Linked DNA regions of Homo sapiens: region 1 is linked to region 2. Evidence: chromatin contacts called from ENCODE Hi-C or POLR2A ChIA-PET data. All regions are on one chromosome and are shown on one strand. The core of a region is the stretch at or near the end of the contact, and the rest is flanking DNA. Distances in the headings are between cores, read along the strand shown.

Region 1 (5,237 bases), core at 2,126-4,625, 3.4 Mb after region 2:
CTTGGCCTCAAGTGAACCTCCCAAAGCTCTGGGATTACAAGCATGAGCCACTGTGCGCAGCTGCTTCCAAAGATTTTCTAGAGTGGCCAAAACCCCAGATAATCCATGAAAGAGCATGAAAAGTATTTTAAGGGACAATGGAAGGGGAGAAACTGCTACCTAATATTCTCAGCAACTTTTCCTGCCCTACCTGACAAGCGAATGATATTGAAGAGGAGGGTAACTAACTGAACAGACTCTTCTCTCTCCTTCTATCCAGGCACCTACTATCCTGCAAATACGCAGCTTTGAAGGACTTAACCAATGACCTTAAAATCTATACCAGGTCTACAGTTCTAGGAAGCGTATAAGCAAATGCTGCTATAGAATTTGGATTTTCTTTAATGATAAAAATGCAAATGACTCACGTTTGGTCATCCACTCCAACACAGCACATTCTAAAGAACAGGAGTTCAAATCCTCCTTCTGCCAAAAGATGTTGTGTCTTCACACACAAATAAGTAATTATGGATTATATTACTACCACAAATTTCTGTTTCTCACTGAAGGCATATGACATTTTAAAAAAGAACAAAAAATCAGAAAGGAAATGTTTCAAGTCTATTTTGAGGTAAAGCAATCAATTTACCATTTATCTTCCTCAGACTTACATATGAAAGCCCCACACACATGCGCACACACAAGATCCCCAAAATGTTGACAACTGTTGAAGCTGCACAACGGATACCAGAGTTCATTATACTATTCTATTTTTGCATATATTTGAACATTTCCATAATATGCAGTTTTTTAAAATATGCATGTGTGTGTCTATAGGTGTTTATACATAAACTCCCAATAAACTGACATAGAAATATCCAATTGTTCAAAGCTTTCATTCTTCAAAAGTAAGTGAATTTCTTTTTTTTTTTTTTTTTTTTGAAACAGTCTCTCACTCTGCCACCCAGGCTGGAGTGCATTGGCACGATCTCGGCTCACAGCAACCTCCACCTCCTGGGTACAAGCAAGCGCATCCAGCTAATTTTTTTGTATTTTTAGTAGAGATGGGGTTTCACCATGTTGACTAGGCCAGTCTCAAACTCCTAACCTCAAGTGATGTGCCCGCCTCGGCTTCCTGAGGTGCTGGGATTACAGGCGTGAGTCACCACGCCCGGCCAGAATTCCATCTAGCTACTTTCTTATTCTAGAAGTTGTACTGCAGGTGACCAGACCATTAGAGAAGGTCTAGTGAAAGAAATAATTAACTGCCCCAGAATAAAACAAGCCTAACCTTGAAAAGAGGCAAAGGGAAAGGTGCTAAACAGTTATTACAATTAACTGCATGTTTATATTTGGTCCTGTTATCCTCTAACACAGGTGGGTAGGTAGAAAAGGGGGAAGTATTTTAGGGCCAGATTTCCTTTTGATTCTTTAAGTTGATGGGCAAGAGAGGCTGGAATAAAGAAATCTAAAAAGTCTCCATTATAAATGATAACCAAGCCAGGCACAATGGCGCATGCCAGTAGTTCCAGCTACTTAGGAGACAAGAGGGGAGAATCGCCTGAACCCAGGAATTCAAAACTAGCCTAGGCAACAGAGTGAGACCTCATCTCTAAATAAATAAGTTAATGAATTAATTAAAGGTAGAATTGTATAATATATGAATTATACCTCAATTTAAAAACAATTTAAGCCCTATACAGTGATGCATGCCTATAGCCACAACTACTCATAAGACTGAAGCAGGAGGATAGCTTGAACTTAGGAGTTTGAGAACAGCCTGGGCAACATAGAGAGGCCTCATCCCCCTCCCACCCCCACCCGAAAAAAAGCATTCATAGCTCATCTTAGTATAATCAGCAACTTCCAATGACTAACTATGCTTTCCTGCTAGACATGAATTTATAAAACACATAAAAATTATACTGTATCTGCTTCAATTCCTTTTTTCATATTGCCATTCAATTTTCACAAGATTACTTTAAATGCAATCCTAAATTCATCACCAATTTAACTTTTGTTAGTTATGTCTAAAAATAAAACTAGTCAAAATTAAAAATACTAACTTTGCAGCAAATTAATCTTGCATCAGCACTACAAACAAATTTTTAAACTTATTGTAGCAAAACATAACTTCGACAGAATCAAAGACATTAATTCTCAAGTCCAAAAAAAGGTCACAAGAAATTATTTAAAGTGGTAAAGGGAAACGCAGACTTAGGCATACAAGCCAAGAAAAAAAAAATTAGAGATAACTCCTCCGCTAGAACCTCCCCCCAATACTTCCATAGCAACAATTATTTCCTTAGCACAAAAGTGATGTGTTCACTTTCACAAAACCTGGATCATCTAAGTTTGCACAATTCCCTTCAATCTAAAAAACAGATGAAATTGTTTCATTTAGGTGAGTAGAATTTTGTGTCCCTATACACGAAAAAAGTCACCATCAGTGTGAGTAAACCACATGGCTCCAGCTTTAAGATCTTGTTCCCCAACCCACTGAAAAGAGTATATGCTTATAAAATATTCATGGACTTACCAGGTTAAAGACAGTTTCTACAATATCCCTATTGGATACTTCTCCAACTTCAACCAAACCGGTCAACACGGCAAATTTCATTCTGATGCCCCTGATGGGGAGCCCTGGTTTCAGAGACAATGCACCCCCTTCAGTAGGGGTTTCTTCTCTCCCTCCACCTCCCCCGTCATCACCTGTTGGTGGCGGGGAAGGGACACGATTGTCTTCGCTAGCCATTGCTAGCTCACGATAAAGGACAACTCAGAGTCACCCTGGGACGGCAGTCGCTGCACTGGTAATGAGCACAACACACGCAATGCAAAACGAAAGGGTCCCTCTTCCAACTTGTGGAGATACCCCAAAGCAGTTGATGTGGAAAGTCCTTGGCGTCGCCCTCCTCCTCTTGGAGAATATTTGTCCAATCTCTCTCCCCGAGGCTGACAACAACGCCAAACCCTATTGGAAGATTAAATATATGTTAAATAGGCTAGGTTTTGTTTTAGGGTTTTGAGGGGACAAGAGGGAAATAGTTATTGTCGGTCAAGTAAGTTACTAAAGGCACCCCACTACTAGCCACCCGCTTCTCCCGGGCTCAAAAAGCTGGGTTCTGGGTGAAGGCAGGTCCAAGAGGCCCCCGAACAGGCTCACTCCTCCCCCACTCTCGTGCAGGTTCTAGGCGCAGGGTAACCTCTCCTCACAGGTGCACTAGAAAGAGAAACTGTCGCGGGGAAAGGAGGGATCGGAGGAAAGAAGGGGGGCCCACAAGCTATCACAGAGGTAGAAAGTTCTTCCTCACCCAGATACTCCGGACTCGTCCTCACCCCCCGCCCAGGAGCAGCGAGACCGAGGTGGCGGCGGAGATCCAGGGCAGGAAAAGGCGGGGGAAGGGGGCGGTGATTATTCTAAATGCTCGGCCCAGTGGGAGGAGTGAAGCACCTCTCTCAGGCACCTGAGATTCGACGGGAAGGGGTGGGGAGGTGTGTGTGGTGGCAGGAAGGGAGGGGAGCGGCCAGAGAAACCCAGCGGCCACCGCAGGGAGAGAAGGGAGGACAGAGAGGTCAGTGCACCTGGTCGCAGCCTCCAAGTTTCCCTAGTCCGCTCCCCGGGAGTCCGCGGCTGCACAGAACTCCATGGCTTCCTGGCCCGCCCCGCCCCTGCGCTCAGCCTTTGCAAAAGCAGCCGCTGCTGGCGCTACGGGCGCCGCGGCTGAGGCTGCTGCGAGTGGTGAGGATGCTACTGCCACAGCTCGCCCCGCCACGGGTCGCGCGGCTGTCGTGTGCCCACTGAAGCTGCTCCCGGCCGCCATGACAGCGCCGAGTGCTGCCGGGCGCGGCGTGCGCGTGCGCGAGCGCGAGTGCGCGGGGCGGGAGGGCGCGAAGGCGGAGGCAGCCGCGCGGCGGGGGCGCGGTGACGACGCGCGGACAGCCAAGGGGGCCCCGAGCCAGCCGGAGTGCTGGGCTGGGGCTTCCGGCTGCACTAGGCGCGCTGCTCTGGTAGCACCAGGTGTGTACCCGGCCCGGCGAGGAGAGACCCTTCCGTCCGAGGGCCTACACTTTCCCCTCTCCCACTCTCGGACCTCGGGAGGTGCTTCTGCCAAGTCCTGAGGCGGGGATTTTGGCGCTCCTGCTGTTGTTAAGTTACCGTAGGGTCTCTTGGCGCGGAGGGAACACGCGCTGCGTTGCCTAGGTGTCTCATTGGACTTGGAGAAGAACACCTGAGGCACCTCTACGAGCCAGAGAGGTGACGGCGCTGGAGCCAGTGAGGCTGCTGTCCCTGCCCAATGGGAGCGAGGAGTCCCCACCCCTGGCTGCTTTCAGCTGTTGCCCGCCCGCCGCTCTCGGCGGAGACTTGGAGATTTCCACTGGGATACCTCGGCAGCTGCCGCCATTCGGGAGGGGAGGGGAGGGGACCGAGTCGACGAGGAATGGGAAAGATTCCTTGCTTTGCAGCTGCCGCGCCACGAAACCTCTCCCACATTCATTCTAGGCAGAGGATTCCTGAGACAGCTGCTATAAACAGCGTGGAGACAGGGTTCCTTGTGCCTGTAGACCTCCGAAGGGTTTTTTCCTCTCGTGATTTTCCAATGTGAAGATTAGGCTCGCGTCATTCTCAGAGTAGATCAAAAGATAAATTATATTAGGTAGTACAGATAGGTCCTCATACTCAGTGTCCCTTCTTTCCACCCGCTATTAACAGTAAACCATTCTTCCTAGTGAGTGAAAAATAAATTTAGAGGAAGGTGGTTTTTCACCCACGTGTATCCTTTGAGGTCAAAGGGCCTTTTTAAAAATACGCCTAGCTCCTAAAATGAAAGTGAAGCAAAAAGTGGGATTAAACAAAGGAAGAATTCTAGAGAACTTAGGAAAAAATTATAGTGGTTTGAGAAATAGTTTCCTGAAGAAAAAGTTATTTGAGATGGCCTTGAGAAGTGGACAGAAGCCGGGCGCGGTGGCTCACGCCTGTAATCCCAGCACTTTGGGAGGCCCAAGCAGATGGATTGCCTGAGGTCAGGAGTTCAAGACCAGCCTGACCAATATGGTGAAACCCCCGTCTCTACTAAAAATACAAAAATTAGCCAGGCATGGTGGTAGGCGCCTGTAATCCCAGCTACTCGGGAGGCTGAGGCAGGAGAATTGCCACTGCACTCCAGCCTGGGTGACAGAGGAAGAGCGAGATTCTGTCTCAAAAAAAAAAAAAAAAAAAGACAATTTTAACTCTCACATGGAAATTTGGGAAGAAA
Region 2 (4,935 bases), core at 978-3,477:
ATTTCAGATTTTTTCAGATTGGGGAACATTTGCATTATACATACCAGTTGAGCATCTCAAATCTGAAAATCCAAAATCTGAAGTGTTTCAAGGAGCATTTCCTTTGAGCATCATATAAGTACTCAAAAAGTTTTGGATTTGGGAGCATTCTGAATTTCAGATTTTCAGATTTGGCATACTCAATCTGTAATTTTGTTTTTAATTTCTCTGCTGAGCTGAAGAAATTTCACCATAGAAGAATTCCAGTTCGCAAACTGGTATGTGAAATCATTTGTGCATCTGTCTCATCTCTTCTCTCTTTTGCTTTTTTCTAATGGATTTAGATTTTTGCTTTAGGAATTCAAAATCTAAACAAGACAAATAAGTAAATGAGTATAATACCATATAAATGCTGTAAGAATACATGGGGAAACAAAAATAAAGGAAGGTCTCACAAATTAGGCAAAAAAAGTTTGCCCATGAGAAAGAATGGGAAAGATTATAGGCAGCAAAAACGCTGTAGCTGAAAGCACAGAGACAATCTACGCATACGGCATATCCAAGATAGCCTCTACTGTGTACCAAACAAGTAAAGAGTAGTTATACTTGGCCGTAGAGTAAAATTAACTTTCTCTTCATTATTCTTCTTTTTTATGAACTTTAACAACAGAGCAAGCATTAATTTAATGATCAGGAATTTTTTTTAATTAATTTTATTTATTTATTTATTTATTTATTTTTTGAGACAGAGTCTCGCTCTGTCGCCCAGGCTGGAGTGCAGTGGCTTGATCTCGGCTCACTGCAAGCTCCGCCTCCCGGGTTCACGCCATTCTCCTGCCTCAGCCTCCTGAGTACCTGGGACTACAGGCTCCCGCCACCACAACTGGCTAATTTTTTGTATTTTTGGTAGAGACGGAGTTTCACTGTGTTAGCCAGGATAGTCTCGATTTCCTGACCTCATGATCCGCCCACCTCCGCCTCCCAAACTGCTGGGATTACAGGCATGAGCCCCTGCACCCAGCCTTAATTTCCATTTTTAAAGTAAGCTTAGGAAGAACAAACATAAGGCCTATTTTTCCGGTAGAAAGTAGTTTGGGTCAGGTTGTAAAATACAAATGTTAACAACTGAGAAGTAGGCAGTGAAGTCAAGTCCAAACAGACGATACCAAAAAAGGGGCTCATAATATTCCTTAGGTGTCTCTGTGAGACTCCTGGGCTAGGTGTACTCAATGTTACAAGCCTCCTTATCCGTATGGTCATTAGGCGGAAATTCCCCAGGTGGCAGGTACTAGCAGGTCAAATGCTTAAATATAATGCCCTTTGGAGTCACAAAGACCAAGGTTGCTATCTCCACACTACCACTTAACTAGCTCAGTGAGCCTGGGCAAATTTATCAGCCACTTGACTTTTTTATCTGTAAAGTGGAAAAATGCCTACCTCTCAAAATTTTTGTGCAGAACAACTTACATAATGTAGGTAATGAACTTAGTACAGTGCCTGTCCCCCTGAAAATTACAATTACAATATAAAACGCATTTGTATATGTAATTGAGTAGTAGATATTTGTTTACTCTATTGGTTTAGCTAAAGGCTTTAAGCATATGAAACTCCTTTGTCAGATGGAATGTCAACTTTTTAAAACTTAAATGAGTGCAAATTTTTAACACAAGTTCCAAATGTAGAAGGGACATTCCCTATTTGCGGTTAATTCTAAAATGAAGCTACCTTTAGAATGATCCTTCTGTAGGATCCAGAAATAACCAAGCGGCCTAGCCCCTAGATTCTAGCAACTGACAGAAAACTAGGTGGAGGTTTCCCATTCTTCCTTGTCTTCTTACTCCAGCGGGCTTCTGTATCCACTCTAGATTGAATAGGGGATGTTTTGTGTAGAGATGGGCCTTCTCTCTTCCAGTCCAACTCTGAAGTAACCGCCCCTTACCCAAGCTTTCTTTAAACTGGAATAACGCCAGCAGAAGAATGTAGTAGGTGTGCTTCAAGTGTCCTCAAATAATTCCCGCAGCTTCCAGAATCCTTGCAATAGCCCGCTGGACCATCTGCGGCAATTCCACCCACTTCCACGCACCTGCTCTTCTTTCTAACCCCAGTACGCAATCCTGCAGCCCCGCCCCCACAGCTGACCAATCAGAGGGCGCAAAGTGAGTCGGATGGGGCGGGCCCAGTTTGGCGCTGACGACGAATCACCTGCCTCAGACAGCAGGGGCGGAAGCGGAAAAGAGCTGAAAGTCTTGGTTTGGCCTTGGGTTCCGCTGTAGGGGAGGTCCCGTGCGAAAGAATGAGGAGATCCTGGGGCCTTACCTACTAGCGGAATCGACTGAAGAGACGCCTGCCAGTGCGGGAGGTAGGAAGCTCGATCCCCAAAGAAAAGAGCGAGTGGGCAGGCAGCTGCGAGACAGAACCGGAGTGTGCAGGGTCCCTAGAGGCCGGTTCCTGGTCTGTGCTGCTCTCCTGGAAGCCATGGTACAGGCAGAGCTCAGGGCGATCCCCAGGTGAGGGCAGCGGCTCTGCCTGGGATTCCACCGCAGTACAACCGGGTAGATGCGGGGTGGAGAAGAAAGGATGTTGCCTGCACTGCTCGCCAATAGCACCCTGAGAGGCTACATTTGCAGAAGCAGCAGCAGCAGAAGACACAGCGCCGGTCCAGGAGGCGGCTCGAGCTGTTCGTAAAGTCGCCCGACAGCTTTTTCTCCGTAGTATGCGAGTTGACAAAACAGCCAGAGAACAGGGCTCCCCATTACAATCTTTTCGAGATCTTTTCCCTTGCTAACCGGATCTGATTTGTGCGAAAACATGCCTTGCACTTGTACCTGGAGGAACTGGAGACAGTGGATTCGACCTTTAGTAGCGGTCATCTACCTGGTGTCAATAGTGGTTGCGGTTCCCCTATGCGTGTGGGAATTACAGAAACTGGAGGTAAGAGGGTTCTGCACCATCAGCCTGTACACTTTCTTCTACCCATCTATGGTTGGGAAAGAGACACCCTTACCCCATTTCTGCCCTGACAGTCCTGAAAACCATCTAATGTAAACGAGCCTACTCTTAGGATATAAACCTGTCTAATTTCTTGTTCACGGTTCTTCAAGTCATGCTACAGGTGGAGGTGGGACCGGGTCGAGAAAATAGAATATATTAATATAGCTGCTTAGAAGGGCACTGTTTTGCAAGTATTCATCAGTTCCCTGAAAGTAAGGTAATTTTATTGCTGAAATCTGATCTGTTCAGACATTGGACGAAACTAGGTCAAATAAACTACCTTGAAAACCATGTATTGAATTTTATTAGCTTTTAACTAGCTTCTTGAATCAAAGCGTTCTAGTTGTTTTAACTTTGGTGTCTGTTTTTACTGTGGAAATTAGCTCTTACCCAACAAAGGTTTTGCAAAAAGTCCCTTATATATATTTTTTGATGTCATATGCTTATTGTGACATCAGTAATGTACTACAAGCTGGAAAACCCCAAGGTAAATAACTCAGATATAAATATTATATAATGAACTTTAAATTCGGAGTTAATAAAACCCACCAAGTACTTTTACAGAGGAACACCTATTACAAGAACTATAATAAGACCATGACTATTTTAGGCCCTTCTTTATTGTGGAAATGATTTTTACATAAACTGTATTTAATATACATTTGTGTTCTCTATTTACACTAAATTATTTTCTGATGACTTTCCCATACTAGCATAGTCCATATAGTTTTTTGTTTGTTTGTTTATGAGACGGAGTTTTGCTCCTGTTGCCCAGGCTGGAGTGCAATGGCGAGATCTCGGCTCACCGCAACCTCCGCCTCCTGGGTTCAAGCGATTCTCCTGCCTCAGCCTCCCGAGTAGCTGAGATTACAGGCATGCGCCATCACGCCCGGCTAATTTTGTATTTTTAGTAGCGACGGGGTTTCTCCATGTTGGTCGGGCTGGTCTCAAACTCCTGACCTCAGGTGATCTGTCCTCGGCCTCCCAGAGTGCTGGGATTACAGGTGTGAGCCACCGCACCCAGCCCCATATACTTACTTGTTGTTGTTGTTGTTTATTTTTATTTATTTATTTTTGAGAAAGAGTCTAGCTCTGTCGCCCTGGCTGGAGTGCAGTGGCGCGATCTTGGCTCACTGCAACCTCTGCCTCCCAGGTTCAAGCGATTCTCCTGCCTCAGCCTCCCAAGTAGCTGGGATTACAGGTGCCCACCACCACACCCAACTAATTTTTGTATTTTTAGTACAGACGGGGTTTCACGGTGTTGGCCAGGCTGGTCTCAACTCCTGACCTTGTGATCCACCCACCTCGGCTTCCCAAAGTGCTGGGATTACAAGCATGAGCCACCGCACCCGGCCCATATAGTTATTTTTAATGGCCATGTAATATTCTGCTACATTCAATATTTCCCATTTGTTAGATATTTAGGTTCTTTCCACAATTTGTCTACAAAAACTTAGGTATAAGCATCTTAATACAAATGGGATTTTCTTACTTTGAAATATTTCCGTGGAGTATAGTATAGGAACCACTTTAAAGGTTAATAATATGCATAATATCAGTCCAGTTTAAGACTTCTCTTAGTTGTTAGTTTCAAATGTAGTTTTTAGGTACCACTAGCTTTTAAGAAAAATTGGAATCTGTAGTCTGTACTTGTCCTAGCCAAGTTCCCAACATGTCTTGCTTGGACTCTTCTCAACACACCAGCCAGAGTAACCAGTTAAAACTTGGCACATTATGTGTGTCATCTTAAATCACTTCTAGTCCTAGAGTAAAGGCCAGTATTCCTCACTGTGGCCATCAAGGTCCAACATGATCTGACACCACTCCCACCTGATCCCCCTCTGACTTTTTCTCCTCAAGTCCTAGGCTTCCACTGCACGGCTTTGCTCAAAAATCCCAGGCATGCTCCCTCCTTGAAACTTTGCACGATGTTTCCCCTTCACAGAATTTCCTTTCCGTAGATAT

What was found. Hi-C counts contacts between places; a loop is a spot of excess contacts on that map. ChIA-PET counts read pairs that join two places held with the same protein, here RNA polymerase II (POLR2A). Pooled maps may share reads with other maps.
Region 1: a map of CD4-positive, alpha-beta memory T cell shows a loop between it and region 2 (27-fold over the local background). The contact joins the promoter of LRBA here to the promoter of TMEM184C in region 2. A Hi-C loop is called at or near these places in 1 of 168 maps with a recorded cell type or tissue (CD4-positive, alpha-beta memory T cell) and 6 of 50 pooled maps. POLR2A ChIA-PET finds 5 or more read pairs at or near these places in 2 of 52 experiments (BJ and T-cell).

Annotation. Positions count from the first base shown.
Region 1 is chr4:151,011,909-151,017,145 of GRCh38, forward strand. LRBA (LPS responsive beige-like anchor protein) reads right to left here and starts at 3,376. Exons shown (of 57, transcript NM_001364905.1): 1 at 3,294-3,376; 2 at 2,519-2,953. The coding sequence starts at 2,734. RefSeq lists enhancers at 2,806-2,985, 3,166-3,295, 3,647-4,244 and a silencer at 3,796-3,945.
Region 2 is chr4:147,615,170-147,620,104 of GRCh38, forward strand. TMEM184C (transmembrane protein 184C) reads left to right here and starts at 2,228. Exons shown (of 10, transcript NM_018241.3): 1 at 2,228-2,910. The coding sequence starts at 2,788. TMEM184C-DT (TMEM184C divergent transcript) reads right to left here and starts at 2,076. Exons shown (of 2, transcript NR_186679.1): 1 at 1,919-2,076. RefSeq lists enhancers at 2,448-2,567, 2,598-2,647.